2 separate regions of the Homo sapiens genome follow, and region 2 is linked to region 1. A link is a contact called in ENCODE Hi-C or POLR2A ChIA-PET data. All regions are on one chromosome and are shown on one strand. Each heading gives the region's core, a stretch centred on a gene start or an enhancer-like site at or near the end of the contact. The rest is flanking DNA. Distances are from core to core; before and after follow the strand shown. Region 1 overlaps BCL2 (BCL2 apoptosis regulator). Region 2 overlaps BCL2 (BCL2 apoptosis regulator).

Region 1 (2,803 bases), core at 132-2,631:
CTTATCCTGGCTAATGAACAGCATCTCCCTGAGTCCATACTCTCAACTTTAAGATTCCACTCTAGGCCACTTTACTTTTTGAAGATCTGAACATTTGAATGAATCAGATACGGCTTTCCAATTAGAAGTGTAGACAGTCGTGTCCCTCAAGGTTTCATTGTAAGGATAAATGAAGGTGGTGATGCTTTTGAGCCCCTGGGACATAGGCCAGTCCCCAGAGAGGAGGAAGCAGCTCTGAACCAGCAGCATCCCTGAGTTTGATTTGTTTATCAGAAGTAATGGTTTGGATAGAGCTGTCCACACTGTCATCCCATTTTATTGGTGACCAGGAACATATACCACAGAAAAGTTATGAATTATGAAACTAGAGAAGGTGACAAGTGCTGGCTTTATGCTGCTCTAGCTCTGTGTCACTTAACTCTTTTGGACCTCAGCCATGCCATCAGTAAAATGGAGGTCATGATGTTAACTCCTTTCCGTTGTCTTTCATCCTTTGATTCTTCTAAATGCCCTTCATCGGAATCAAACTGGCAGCCGTACACTTGCCAGGTCTATGCACACAGCAGTGAGCTCTGCAATCCAAGGACCAGATCCAAGTACAGATAGGGCCCATGTTTTGCAGCTTTGCATTCTTTCTCCTCTACATTTCATCTCTGCCTGCATTCCATGTCACCTTTGGAAGACCTCATATGTCACTGTCTTTCTGCCCTCATTGAACAGAGTGCACTACCCGTGAGCTTCCAGTATGGTGCCTTCTGGCAATCTACTTGAAGATATGATCTTCATTTTGGTTGAAATCTAATACCCCATGTGAAGAACAAGGACAGTACAACTCAAAATTCTGGACCACTGCATATGGTATCTTTTCTATAACCCATATTTTAAATACGTGTATTAATTTATAACACAAACATATGGATGTTTCAAATAACGTTGGGCTATAAAAAACTGGTATTGATAATTGTGACCCCAATGATGAGAAGCACTCATCAGAAGAAGAAGGAATTCCATTTTTTTTTTTTAAGGCAGGGTCTTGCTCTGTTGCCCAGGCTTGAGTGCAGTGACATGATTTCAGCTCCTGCAACCTCTGCCTCCCTGGTTCAAGCGATCCTCCCACCTCAGCCTCCCAAGTAGCTGAGATCACAGGAGTGCACCACCACACCCAGCTTTTTTTTTTTTTTTTTTTTTTTTTTAGCAAAGACAGGGTTTCCCTATGCCGCCCAGGCTGGTCTTGAACTCCTGACCTCAAGTGATCCACCCGCCTCAGCCTCCTAAAGTGTTGGGATTATAGACGTGAGCCACCTTGCCTGGACAGGAAGAAGGAACTCTGTCTAAGCACATTTTTGGTTTTGTCCAGTCATGTTGTTTACACGGCCATTGTTACAAAGCAGAAAAGCCACCAGGCATCTCTTTACCTCTGAAGCAAGCATTCTAAATAGTTGAGAGTTTGTGGTACATAAAAAGAAGCCTTCTCTCATGCTAATGTTTTCAAAACAAGTTGTGACTTCTGAAAGTAGAGACCAAAGAAAGAATAACTTGAACAAGATTTCAGTGGGTAGAAAATAAACACTAACTTTATATGTATTTCAAGAACGTAAAAGAAACAGGTGGGAAATGAATCCTCCTCGATAAGAGAGAAATGCTTAGTAGGGTGGAAAAAAAAAAAAGACAACATTCAGCAGTTTTTGGAACTGTGCGAGTCCAGAGAGTTTCTTTCTTTCTTTCTTTCTTTTTTTTTTTTCTGGTTAGCTCTCATAGCCACAAATATGTATATTATTTCCTTCTTGCCCACAATTTACTGAGAATCATCTTTCTAATATACTGGGGAATCCCAAATAAAAATCTCATTTTTCTAAACACAGACAAGTCTTTTAACTCCTGCAATTAAATGATTCAACTATTCATATGTAGACTGTAAAAGAAATAATCAAATTGTTCTAGTAGAAATCTCCAACGGCCATCTCAAATAGTTTCCTTCCCAAATTTATACTGTAAACGGCTTAGGTTTAGGGAGGGGTTTTGCCCTAGTCACTGATGTTTTGAAATAGGACTCAGAAACCTCTTTCATAAAGTCTCTGCGGTGATTGGGCTACCCCAGCAATGTGATATAGTGGTAGGATTACAGAATATTTTAACCCTTTTCTGAATGTTGCAATATATTCTTATATGGGAAATGATTGATTATTAACTACTTAGAATGTGTTTCTTTTCCAAGCATGTCAGCAGAGTAAGTACAGCAGACTTCGTAGGCGATCAGTGTAGTGTCAGGTGTGAGCAGTATGGACTGGAGATGGTCTGCCTGGATTCAAACCTCTGCTCTGTCCTTTCCTACCCAGGCTTTTCTGGGGCTCCTTCTGCTCATCTGCTAAGTGCCACGTATTACAGCATTTTCCTCATAGGGCTGCTGTGAGCTTTAAATGCGTTTATGAGTTAACTGCTTAGAACAGTGCCAGCTATGTAATAAACACTACGTAAGTGGCAGCTACACCATGCATAAACAAACGCAAACTGTGTGCATCTGAGGAATAATTCTAGTTAACATTAAAGTGTGTTTTTGTGTACAGAGTTGGTGTCTGTTGTCTGTGCATTCACTTTTTAAAAATCGGGAAATAGCAGATGTTAGGAACCTATTTATTTTGCTTGCTCTTCCTTCTACTTTCTGCTTGCTACCTACTCTATTCTAGTTCCAGACTTGATCTGTTTCTCTGTGCAGGGTTGCTCCTATGTACAACCAATGCAGAACTGACCCCATCAAATTTACAAAGTGTATTAGTCTGTTTTCACGCTGTTGATAAAGATATAC
Region 2 (2,700 bases), core at 84-2,583, 39 kb before region 1:
TTTGCTTAGCACCGAGAAGTCTGGCATCGTTTCTGTTGGAATGAAAAGATTGGCAGAGCTGCCCTGGACAACAGCACTGCAAAACACTGTGGCAGAAGGTTTGGTCTACATACCAAGGCAGCCAAAGTATTAATTGCATTCTCTGTGATCACAAAATAAGGCGCTGAATTATTCTCTTCATGTTTTAAGAATGACAGGCTTTTGCTCTGCCAGCTCCAAGCATAGTGCATCACATGGAAAGGAGATGCTAGATTTGCAAAAAAAAAAAGAGAAAAAAAGCACAGGAGTGAAGATCTCTGGTAGCCAGCTGCTTCCTAAAAAAGATTTAAAGCTGAACTGTTGCATGAGAGGTACCTATAAAAGATCAGGAGCCGGGTGAGGAAGTGTTTCCATAAATTTACATACTCTGTTAAAACATGTTCTATTTTGGAATCTTACTTTAGATTTTGAAATGGGACTTTTCACGTTGCTGGCTATACTTTGATCCCATTTTCCTTTGTTTTGGTGTATTTACTGGAGAAAACTGGTTATGATATTTCTATATGTACTTGTCTCCCCCCAGCCCCAGAACAAGCACCATATGTGAGTATTCCAGATATCCAAGGTCCTCTGGACACCCCAGTCTCTTCCACAAAGCTGCCTCCTCAGAGCCTGCTGTCCCGTCTTCTAGGAATGTACCCATTTGAAAACCCACACTCACACTACCACAACACATACACTGTTTCTTGCTGGTCGTTCCTTTAATCTCAGTGGAAGATATCTCATAGAGAACTGTTGGTGATTGCTTAACTTGGTTGGGAGGAAAATAGATCAAGCAGGTGACAACCTGCATATTGGGGATTTTCCTATGCTGAAAATTGTTATTCTGTTGCAGCACTCCACCCTCCCTTCACAGCCCCAAAAAAGAGAAGTACGAGTGCTGCTGATGTTCAGGGTTTGAATATGTTTTGGTTTAAGATGTTCAGTGGAATTAGAGAGAATTTCATCCTGGGCAGTGCAGTCAGGCTGGAGGAGTATTTTGGTTTCATATTACTAAACCTTGTTTTCCCATCCCAGCTGCTTGTGTGCTATCTTGGGGCCACTGAGAACCTGGCTGGGCTCTGCGGGGTGGGAGTGTTGTCCCGGGGCTGAGTCCAGCCAGGGGTGAGGTCGTCTTGGTGCACATCTTGCACGTTGCATGAAGCTCAGAGCCCAGCTTGGCTCTTGTGAACTTCCCCTGTGGGGACACACCCTCCAACCAAAGTGAGGGTCCAGCGGCCACCAGGTTGTGACATGAGAGCCGTCGCTATTATTACTCATCACCTGCAGCAGCAGGAAGGGTGCCCAGACCACAGAAATCTTCTGTCTCTGGGCCCGTGCCTACTGCAGTTGGCAGAGAGCTCCTGAGCTCCTTCCCTAATGCGTGGTGGGAGAGCGCTTTCTTCAGCACTTTCTTCACAGGGTTTCCTGCAGTGGGAGTCTTCCTGATGCTCTTTACCCCCATACTTATTTCACTCCCAGAATCAAGGAGAACTGTTAAGCCATTCCTCAGTACGATGTGTCATGGCTGAAGAACCATTCATTCAAGACATTGGTGAAGAGGGTTCTTTCATTGCCTTTCTTCAACGACGGTTTATTTGCTGTCCATTTGCTGAGCACCTGGGTGGTGCCAACATGAACCCATTTCCTTCTGTGCGCAAGCCCCCCCTTTCTATTACCAGAGTGCAGATCCCAGCTAGCATGGTACGTGTGAGTGCGCTGTATAAAGTCTGGAACCACAATTAGAAAGGAAAGCCTTTCTAAAGGTATTTTGTCTTGATATTCATTAACCTATTAGATTGCCATTCTTTCATATCTAAGATGATCATAACATGTCTCATCCAAGCTGAGACACTTGTTATTAATCATTATTCTGGGACAATAGGGTAGGCCAGGATGGTCCCAGGCAAGCTGATGTCTAGAGTAATAACCCTGCACATATGAATCTTTTGAAGGATTGGGCATGATTTTTTTTTTTTTTTTTTTTTGCACTGGGGTTGGCTGGGGCTAGGAGTTTGTGATGAATCCTTCCAGTATTTTTCTGAAAACCAGTGAACTATTTTGTAGGTTTCTGTGTCGTTAGAAACATGCAAACCTATCCACTAAAACCACTCCAGTTGATCTATTAAGTCATTCGTTAGGTCTTACCTGGACTCTCTTCACTGTCACTATCATGATCTGTCCACATCACTGGCCCTTTCTCCTATCACCTAGCTCTCCTGTGAGCCCAGCACTGATATAAAGTGGTTTCTAGTCTTCTTGGACTCTCAATTTAACTTGCTTCCCATGGGAATCTTCTAACTGTTTCCCCAAACCACCTTGTAGACATTCATTTCTTTGTTTAGGATTCTAAGAATAGGAAAGAGAGACATAAGCTAGATTCCATTCCTGTTTCAGTAAGATTATCTTTCCAACACAAGAAAGGAATACATCTAAAAAATTCTTTCAGCATTTTTTCCCGCTTTATTGAGAAAAAAAAAAAAAGAAATACTCATGAGTACTCCAGGGCCTCGGTTGATAGTGTGACAAAAATAGTTCCAACTAAACTAAGTAACTCAAGGCTATTTGCTTTATCTTTGTACTCTTTCATGTGTTCCCGAGTCTTTTACAGATTGGGATGGTACACTTTGGTTTAAATTGCAAACTCTTGTATTTAACTTCCTCTGAATGATTCAGGACGGG

Evidence for each region. A loop is a pair of places that touch in the nucleus more often than their neighbours do. ChIA-PET counts read pairs that join two places held with the same protein, here RNA polymerase II (POLR2A). Pooled maps may share reads with other maps.
Region 2: a loop to region 1 is called in a map of CD4-positive, alpha-beta T cell, with 2.4 times the contacts of the local background. The contact joins two enhancer-like sites. A Hi-C loop is called at or near these places in 12 of 168 maps with a recorded cell type or tissue (B cell, CD14-positive monocyte, CD4-positive, alpha-beta T cell and 7 more), 3 of 37 single-sample maps with no recorded cell type and 18 of 50 pooled maps. POLR2A ChIA-PET finds 5 or more read pairs at or near these places in 12 of 52 experiments (CD4-positive, alpha-beta T cell, CD4-positive, alpha-beta memory T cell, GM10248 and 7 more).

What each region holds. Positions count from the first base shown.
Region 1 is chr18:63,252,774-63,255,576 of GRCh38, reverse strand. The region is part of intron 2 of BCL2 (BCL2 apoptosis regulator); the gene reads left to right. Among named protein-coding and RNA genes, the nearest start is that of BCL2, 66 kb to the left of the region's middle. Within about 2 kb of position 1,381, at least 2 of the 41 ENCODE cell types and tissues checked have a DNase peak (open chromatin) inside an H3K27ac peak, as active enhancers do.
Region 2 is chr18:63,291,529-63,294,228 of GRCh38, reverse strand. The region is part of intron 2 of BCL2 (BCL2 apoptosis regulator); the gene reads left to right. Among named protein-coding and RNA genes, the nearest start is that of BCL2, 27 kb to the left of the region's middle. Within about 2 kb of position 1,333, at least 8 of the 41 ENCODE cell types and tissues checked have a DNase peak (open chromatin) inside an H3K27ac peak, as active enhancers do.